Regions from separate parts of the Homo sapiens genome. Here region 2 is linked to region 1. Evidence: chromatin contacts called from ENCODE POLR2A ChIA-PET data. All regions are on one chromosome and are shown on one strand. The core of a region is the stretch at or near the end of the contact, and the rest is flanking DNA. Distances in the headings are between cores, read along the strand shown.

What was found. ChIA-PET counts read pairs that join two places held with the same protein, here RNA polymerase II (POLR2A).
Region 2: POLR2A ChIA-PET joins it to region 1 with 20 read pairs in A673. The contact joins two enhancer-like sites. POLR2A ChIA-PET finds 5 or more read pairs at or near these places in 2 of 52 experiments (A673 and Caco-2).

The regions. Positions count from the first base shown.
Region 1 is chr10:71,844,998-71,849,847 of GRCh38, forward strand. All of the region lies in intron 1 of PSAP (prosaposin), which reads right to left. Among named protein-coding and RNA genes, the nearest start is that of PSAP, 3.8 kb to the right of the region's middle. RefSeq lists an enhancer at 4,513-4,850. Within about 2 kb of position 1,959, at least 3 of the 41 ENCODE cell types and tissues checked have a DNase peak (open chromatin) inside an H3K27ac peak, as active enhancers do.
Region 2 is chr10:77,980,481-77,985,154 of GRCh38, forward strand. POLR3A (RNA polymerase III subunit A) reads right to left here. Exons shown (of 31, transcript NM_007055.4): 25 at 3,725-3,818; 26 at 3,440-3,532; 27 at 2,173-2,337; 28 at 1,674-1,838; 29 at 948-1,079. Among named protein-coding and RNA genes, the nearest start is that of POLR3A, 47 kb to the right of the region's middle. RefSeq lists an enhancer at 3,574-4,674. Within about 2 kb of position 3,425, at least 3 of the 41 ENCODE cell types and tissues checked have a DNase peak (open chromatin) inside an H3K27ac peak, as active enhancers do.

The sequences.
Region 1 (4,850 bases), core at 709-3,208:
TATATATTGTTTTAATTGTTCTGTATTACTAGTTGTTGTTAATCCCTTACTGTGCCTAATTTATAAACTAAACTTTATCACAGGTATGTATGCATAAGATAAAACATACATATATAAATAAGATTTGGTCCCACCCACAGCTTCTGGCAACCCCTGAGGGTCTTGGAACATAACCCCCAAGGATAAAGAGAAAGACTATTTATTGGATACAATATTTGCAAAATGTTTAAAATATCCAAAACAATACTCTATACACACTGCTGAAGCTTCCAGTCACATGTATGGAAGGAAAAAGACCTAACGGGGAGGAAAAACAAGTCCAGGAAGGTGGCTCTCTACGGGGGCAGCTGGGTTATCAGGTTCCATTTCTTAACCTGGGTGTTGCGTACACATGTTTATGATAATCACTTTTCCACTTTTCAAATGTTTCACAATTTAAGGAGCAACAAGCAAAACAGTCAGTAGAATATACTACTATTTGTGTTAAAAAGAAAAAAGGCAGAAGGAACTCACACATGGGATGTACCTCTGCAAGCTTCTAAGGGAGCTGCTACCAGGCTGTTTGGGGAGGGCCTGGGGACAGCAGTGGCAGGGACAAACCTTGTACTCTATACTCCATTCTACTGACTGACCTGGCTTCCCACGTCCATCTATTATCTACTCTAAACAGCTCGCCTCCATTTACGAATGGGGAAACCGAACTAGGGGGCTGGAACAGACAACCTCAGGTCCAGGATTAGTGACAACAGATCTAGACCCAAGCATTCGGGTTACCAGGAACCAGCTCTGATCTGCTGGGCTGCTCTGATGTCAAGATCCCCTGGCAGCTAAACCTAGTTTGGCTACCTAGACTATGAACTGCCTGCCAACTCCCTCCTAACTGCTGTCTACCTACCCTGGCTTGTTTTCCTGACTCACTAATTATACCCAGCATGTATGTTTTTAATAAGTCAATTTAATTTTGTTAAAGTCACAACGTCCTTTGAAATTAAAGACGCCAAAGGAAATCACAAAATCAAGGGCAGAAAATAGGCCGCTGTGCTGTTGGGGACAAAGATATTGACAATACATTACTTTTATTAGTGGTACAGCAACAAAGAATACTAACTAAGCCCTTTTCTGTATTAACCTAATTTATTAAAGCTAAACAGCAACCCAGTGAAATAGATGAGTAATGCCACTTTACAAATGATGAAATACGGGAGAGTTTAAGCAACTTGCCCAAGGTCGTACGGCTACTGTCAGCAATGAGATAATGTGAAACTTCCACTCCACATTATCATCTTGTCCCAACATACAAAATTACAAATGCCACAAAGTTATTTTTTTGGAACTTCATGTAATAAAAAATAAAGCAATTAGTACTTTTGCAACAGCCAAAATCTTCATCCCAATCACTGTATTTATCATCATTGTTTTAAAGCCCTTAAAAAAAAAAAAAAAAAAGCCAGGTGCGGCGACTCACGCCTGTAATCCCAACACTTTGGGAGGCCGAGGCAGACAGATCACTTGAGGTCAGGAGTTTGAGACCAGCCTGGCTAACATGGCAAAACCCTTTCTCTACTAAAAATACAAAAATTAGCCAGGCATGGTGGCAGGTGCCTGCAATCCCAGCTATCAGCTACCTGGGAGGCTGAGGTATGAGAATCACTTAAACCCGGGAGGTGGAGGTTGCAGTGAGCTGAGATGGTGCCACTGCACTCCAGCCTGGGCAACAGAGTAAGACCCTGTCTCAAAAAAAAAAAAAAAAAAAAAAAAAGGCAAGCAGGGCAATGTAATTCTAATTAGTACTCTCTTTCATTGATCTGAAGAATATCCAGACCCTCCTTCCTGGTGGCAGAACCAAAAAGGAGCCAGAAAGCAAGGCTTACAGCCTGGTAGCCAGTAACCTAGAATCTCTGCTAGAAGCTGCCTCCAAAGCTGCCATGCACACCTGTCTAAGTGGCTTTGGTCTTGGCCTTGAGAACTTCCTAAGCATGCCTCATTAGGTGCTGTTCCCAGCCAGCAACACCCCGCCCTACCCTTCCACTTCCCCACAGCTGCCTGGACATCCCATGGTCTCACTCACCAAGAAAATGGAAGACCAAGTTCTCCTTTCCCTCATCTACAAAATGCCACACCAATCAATCCAACACACTTCAACTCTCATAGTTTGTTCTCAAAACAACCTGTCAGGGCCGGGTGCGGTGGCTCACACCTGTAATCCCAGCACTTTGGGAGGCCGAGGCAGGCGGATTACTTGAGGTCAGGAGTTCAAGACCAGCCTGGCCAACATGGTGAAACCCCATCTCTACTAAAATACAAAAAATTACCTCCCATTTACCCGAGTGTTCAGGGAAGAGGGTCCTTTGGTCAACTAAATATTGTGGTTAACCATAAGCCCATATATACCAGAGGTGGATTTTATAGGCATGGTGGTGGGCACCTATAATCCTAGCTACTCGGGAGGCAGAGGTGGGAAAATCGCTTGAACCCGGAAGGCGGAAGTGGCAGTGAGCCGAGATCGCGCCACTGCACACCAGCCTGGGGACAGAGCAAGACTCCCATCTCAATAACAACCTGTCAGGCTTCTCCCTTTCGGATGCCTCTCTCTCACAAGAGAGAGCTGCTCTCCTTTCTCCTTTCTTCTGCCTATTAAACTTTCTGCTCCAAAAAAAAAAAAAAGAAACAAAACAACCTGTCAAATGTACTTCAAGGACTTGACAAATCACTGATTTGTTAAAACAAACCCTTCTTTCTTCAGGAATTATACTCTTATTTTCACAGAATAAAACTGATTTACTATTAATAAACAGGAGATTTATCCAAAATCCCTGACAGGCCAAGACCTGAAGTTCCTACTGATATTCAGCAGGCCAGGCTATAAATTCACATGTTATTGAAAGAATATATATAACACCTTCTAGCATCCCCAGAAAACATAACTGTCTTAGCGTGGTGTAGACAACATTCAGCAGGCTAGCCACCACACAGCTGACAGCTATCAGGGCATCTAAGCTTCAGGGAGCACCTGCCACATCCCAGGCACCATCCCTCATGCCTTACACCTAGCTGATGAACACGCTCCTTTTTCCACCAGAGGACTCACCTAACAGCAATACCCTCCATGATCCCATTTGTAAAAGATCGAAACTGCAGCCTTCACATCTATGGTGTTCAAAGGTTAACAATGTTTCCTTCGGGGCAAGTGGGACAGGGCAGTGAATGGGTGAACAGGGGCCTCTGGATGCTACTGCACTGCTCCCCAACCTCGGGGGCTGCTCACTTTGTGGTAATTCATCAAGTTGTCTACTTAATCGTCCACGTATGTAACTTACACTAAGTTTTTAAAAGTTAAGAGGTCCATGTGGACAGAGGGATATGGAAAAAGCGAGCACTGTGGAGTCTTGGGTTCTGGTCCTGGCATCCCCAGTAAATGGTCTATGATTTGGGAGAGTCACCTCTGGGCACCTCCAGGTCTTCATTCCTTACAAAGGGGTCAGATTACATGCTCTCCAATTCTCTCATGGTGCCATGGCTTTGCTTTCGCTTTTAGGTGGGGAAAAAGGAGGGGCAGCTGGATGGGCAGAAAAGTAACTCAAAAGCAAGTGTCTCTACCACCAGGACATCACTGAAACACAAAATACAAAGCCCATCCCGATTCAGGGTGGCATTCTGTACTACGACAGTGTCACGAAGAAAGTTCTAAGTGCCTCTCGGGCAGCAGACAATGGCTGCAGTCACCAGGCACTTTCACTAACAAAACTCATTATCATGTCTAGAAATTTTAGGAGTAACATTTTCACAATATCACAAAGGGGCCAGAGCTGTGAAGGCCAGGGAGCATTCAAACACTGTTATCAGCACTGACTTTGGCCTAATCCTAAAGGTAGGACAGCAAAGTTAAACCAAGGCCATTACAATACCTCCCATTTACCCGAGTGTTCACGGAAGAGGGTCCCTTGGTTAACTAAATATTGTGGTTAACCATAAGCCCATATATACCAGAGGTGGATTTTATATTTCCCGAGACACGATTGAGTCCCTTTTGGGTGATGTGAATGAATCAGAACTCTTAAGGGTCTTGTGAGGAGTGACTCAACGTCAACAAGAACAATGGATAATGTAAAAAGAAAGAAAAAAAATTGCCCTGAATCAGTATAAAAAATTTAGAGACCAGCATTAGTTTATTATACAGACCATGGAATAACTGCAGTATAAGCTTGAGTATAAAATCAAAATGATTTTTTTATAAGCAGATCATCTTTCATTGTGTACAAGTAAAACAAATTTAAGAGCTTCGTATAGGGTCAAGATACATTCTTGAGAGCTGCTGAAAGCTAACTCATTTCTTCGGTTTTGCATCAACCCTGTCATCCACTTTGTTACTTTTTATTAAAATTTGGGTAGCTAGGTTAAAAATGGCAGCCAGCCCTTAAACTACATATAGTTACTAAAAAACAGACATTGTGGTGGGGGCTGGGTGCGGTGTCTCACGCCTGTAATCCCAGAACTTTGGGAGGCTGAGGCGGGAGAATGGCTTGAACCCGGAAGGCGGAGGTTGCAGTTAGCCGAGACTACGCCATTGCACCACTCCGGCCTGGGCAACAACAGCGAAACTCCGTCTCAAAAAACAAACAAACAAACAAAACAAACAAACAAAAAAAAAACGGCCAATAGCGTGCAAGACTTTCTTTTCTCTTTTTCTTTTTTTCACAGGTGGGGTCTTGCTATGTTGCCCAGGCTGGTCTCCAACTCCTAGGCTCAAGCGATCCTCCCACCTCGGTGTCCCAATGTGCTGGGATTACAGGCATAAGCCACCGCACCCAGATGCAAGACATTTCAAAGCAAGTGAAATGAGGACCCCATGG
Region 2 (4,674 bases), core at 2,175-4,674, 6.1 Mb after region 1:
GACGCCATCAGAACAAAGAAGAATTGAGAACTAGAATTCAGAGACTAACTTTAAAAAAGGGGAGTATTTCTGAAGAGATTTCTTATGGCTCAAAGAACTAAAAATAAAAGAATGTAAAAACCTCAAGTATGAAGAGAATTAATTAAATTTAGGTAATTCTACTCAAAGGAATATTGTGCCATAATTTAAAAAGTATATTTATTAAAACCATGAAACAAGATGGAAAACATTTGTGATGTTAAACAAAAAGTCACAACAAAAACTGCATGCACACAGTTTCCTGCGACTAAAGCAAAAGATGCATAAAGAATAGGACTTCACAGAAGACATCGAACCGACAGCCTCAGGGTGGTAGGAAATGGGCCATTTCCCTCACCTGGTTTCTAAATAGTCTGTAATACTCTATCGACTTGTTTGGGGAAGCCTTATGAAAACCTGCTGCCCTAAGGCACAGCTAGAGGGAAATACGTTTTTTTTGGAAAAGAGAGAAAAAAAAAATCAAACCAACCAACCCACCTCAGCCTCCCGCCCCCAACTTCAGATCATGTTAACTTATTTTTTCCTGGGAATGGCTACAGAAGAGTGATGGATGGGTTTAATAAGAAAGAAACACCTCAACTTGCCATGGGACTCTCTGGGCTTTGGCAGTGGCTAATTTTGCTTTAGGATGACATTCAGGATGAGGACGGAACCAAGCTCCAGCTCTCTTCACTCCACCGACTGGGTATGAGTTTGCCATGAGGCTGTAACTCTCATACTGGGATTTCACCAGGACACTCAGCCTGACCAGCATACTTTGGTTTTTGAGCAATGTTCACATCTTATTTTCTCTCTATGATGGTCCTCACAGCAGCGTATTCTACATGTCTTAGAAACTCCACAGGCTTATTCTCCTGAAAGTGAGTTTCGGGATGCCCAGGCAGCCCGGGGGCCTCCTGCCCACATACCTTGTAGGTCATGAGGTCGGAGAGCAGCATCACGTGCCTCCTGTCGATGCTCATGCCGTGGTTCACCATGGTGTACTGGATTTCATTGATGATCGTTGTCCGGGCGGCCTCGATGCCCAGAGTTTTCTCCACCTACAGAGAGCCAGTAATGAGCAGAAGCAGCCCCTTCCGGGAGGCCACTGCAAATTCTCTCCACTTTCTCCTCTGCCCTGCAGTTTCAAAGCAAACCCTGTGCCGTTTTCCAGAAATGGATTGCTGGGCAATTTTCAGTTGCAGACCCACGGCAAATGGGATGGTCAGAGAAGTATGCTGGGAGGCCGGGCACAGTGGCTCATGCCTGTAATCCCAGCACTTTGGGAGGCCGAGGCGGGCGGATCATGAGGTCAGGAGATCGAGACCATCCTGGCTAACATGGTGAAACCCCATTTCTACTAAAAATACAAAAAAAAAAAAAAAAAAAAATTAGCCGGGCGTGGTGGTGGGTGCCTGTAGTCCCAGCTACTCGGGAGGCTGAGGCAGGAGAATGGCGTGAACCCGGGAGGCAGAGCTTGCAGTGAGCAGAGATCACGCCACTGCACTCCAGCCTGGGCAACAGAGCAAGACTCCATCTCAAAAAAAAAAAAAAAAAAAAAAAAAAAAGAAGTATACTGGGAATCAGTGGAAGGCCTGCAGATGGCACAAGGAAGACAGCCTAACCCTAAGGCGACCCCGTGGGCTGAGTGGTACCTCATAGGTGTTATTGGAGGTGGTTCGGGTGCCCTTCACACCGTGTGTGGCCATGACTGCCCGCAGGTTATCACCTTCCACCAGAAGCTTGTACTTCTCCTTTCCACTCTGCTCGTCAATGTGGATGACAGCTCTGGACACCTCTGGAATGCCCTGCACCACCACCTGGATTCAGAGACAGAGAAAGCTGTGAGGACGGGGTGAGCCATGCCCTGGGCTGATCACCTTGATCACCCCAGCTTTCAGCAGTGGTCATCTGTTAACACACTAGAGCTAGTTTTAGGGATAAGGGAGAACAGAAGTTGTTCAGGGGACTGCACCTCATCCTAACATCAGTTTTTTGATAGAACAGAGAGGAATCTAACAGACTAACTCCTTGGGGATAAGGCCAAGAAGAAATTAAGAAATCGGACTAAGTGACAAAGCCCTTAGGTCCCAGCCCTGGGTGTCACACCACAGGGAGATGCTGGGTCTCCATGAGAAGCGACTTCTGTTTCACCTTGGGGAGATCCTCTTTCAGGAACTGCAGCACGTAGTACATGGAGCTCTTGCTGTTCTCTCTGGGGGTGACACACACCACAGCCTCACCATGAACAGCCACATCACCGGGCTTCACACGGAGCTTGGATGTGCAGATGGAATATCTCACTGTCTCAGCGTTCACCTGCAACATGGCCAGGTGTAGGTGTTACTGATTCCAGTGTTGTTCTTCGTTTATTTCATTGTTGCCCCTCTAAGAAGTCCTTTTAGTCAGGTTTGTTCTAAGCACCCCCCACCCGCACCATGAAATTAATACCATAAATATGCTACATATGTTTTATGTACTATATGTGTATATATATCTATGCTTTATTCATAAAAAGAGTAGTTTTTTTCACCCACGACAAAATATTTGCCCTTGAAAATTCATGCTCAGTTCATGGCAACACACGCAGCCTCTGTGGGAAGCTCTAGGGAGGCTGGAGGTTGGAGGCCAGGCTAATTAAAAGCTTCCGTGGGGCCTCCCCTTTACCTGACACTTTCACAATGGTTCATGTGCTACGTTCCTGGATACAACTCATCTCTTCTGCAAAGGAGCCACAAGGCAGGCAGCAAGAGACAGGCTAGAGAAATCCCCAAACTGGAGAGCAGGTTGCTGCATTTGAGTCAACTGTTATATGGGTAACATATGAACTTGATGCGTGAGAGAACGAGCTGACAGAATGTGTTTTAAGGGCTAGTACAGCTTTAACTACCCGAGAGAAAGAAGAGGGTGTCGGGAAGTTACTCAGTTTGTACCCCAAGTTGGTCTGTTTGTGAGAAAGGCTGATCATCTTTCAACTGTTGCCTATTACCCATGCATGCCAGTTTAAGAAGCCAGGTTAATCTCCCCATCTAAACACATTTACTGAACTTCCTAGGCTAGCTGCCATGCTGGGCGCTGGGGATCCACAGATGAGTAAGACACAGCCAGCCCTAGGGTCCTTCCAGACACTGGGAAGAGGGACAACAAGACCACTTATCATAATACCGTGTCACAGTGAACTGGTATTGCGGTCTGCACAAAATTTCAACTAATTTTCTGTGTGTCTTTAGATGGGTATATTTGTATCAAGGTCAGGTTTAGAAAGAAAATGTGAGGGGACAACAGAATCACAAAAACCAGAAACCACACAGAAGGTTCTGCAATGCTTCCTCTGTCTTGCTTAGCTCTTGCCCTAGTTTATCAGTACCTATCTTGGGACTAACAGGATGACTTCCTCTCTACATTTAATTATGTGACTCACTTCCAGTCTCAGAAGCCTAATCCGTTCCAGGGAGAGCTTGACGAGAATAAAGCAGTCATCAGGAAGAAACACTTCTTCAATATACTCGGAAATCTGGAGTGTCAAAAGATCAGACTGTTAATCAGCCGCTTTCCCCTTTCCTAAGAGCACACGACTGCTTGCTTTTTTGAAGAGCTTGAGTAGTGTGGACGCCACAGGCTGGTCAATAGATGGCAGCTGATTTTTACACTTCCTTGCAACATTGCTGAGCTAGTTTTCTTGTTATCAATAGGGATTTCTTCTTACCTCTCCCAAGAGGGTTTTCTCAATTCTCCCTTTCACGAGGCGAGCATAATCCGCGTCGTCATCCTTGTCTAGCTGTGCTGTGATAATTGGAGTGCTGTTGAGAAGCAAAGGAAAAATGGCACTAGCACAAGGGAGGAGGCTGTTTGAGGACTACTGCTTTGTTAAACCCAAGTGCTATTTAGAATCATAATGTTACTAGCAACCCCAGTTTACTGAGCAAGCTCTGCCTCCCAGGTTCATGCCATTCTCCTGCCTCAGCCTCTGGAGTAGCTGGGACTACAGGCGCTCGCCACCACGCCCAGCTAATTTTTTGTATTTTTAGTAGAGACGGGGTTTCACCATGTTAGCCAGGATGTCTTGATCTCCTGACCTCGTGATCTGCCCGCCTCAGCCTCCCAAAGTGCTGGGATTACAGGCGTGAGCCATTGCGCCCAGCCGACTATCTTTCATTCAATGCTACGTATTATCATTTTGTTAAATATAGGTCATAGGTAAAAATCATTATTTTTGTCATCGAAGGCATTGTAATACATTTCTATTTCTTCTAGCCTTAGATCAACTAGAAATCCCATCATGAAATCACCAGGGGCTCACAGAATATGACCACAGGGCAAGTGGCAGACATTTCAGTCAGGCCTAGTTAGGCTGGAATAATGACATCAAAAGGATGAAATCTCCACTGACACATTGCTCCAATTTTTCCAGTCATTTTAAACATTTTCTCTCTTCATGTTACTTGTGGCCATAACAAAACCATTGCTTCTATTTTGACTGTATCCAGTTTAGACTTTTTCTTGAGTGGCTTTTTTAAAAACCAAAATAGGATTAACACAGCAAGCATGCCACCCAGAGTTTAAGACACAGTCCTATGAGGATATCACACATATGCATGTGACACGGGGATCATTGTTTCTCAGGAAACAGGACAGGCATGTGTGGAACAAGAAGGA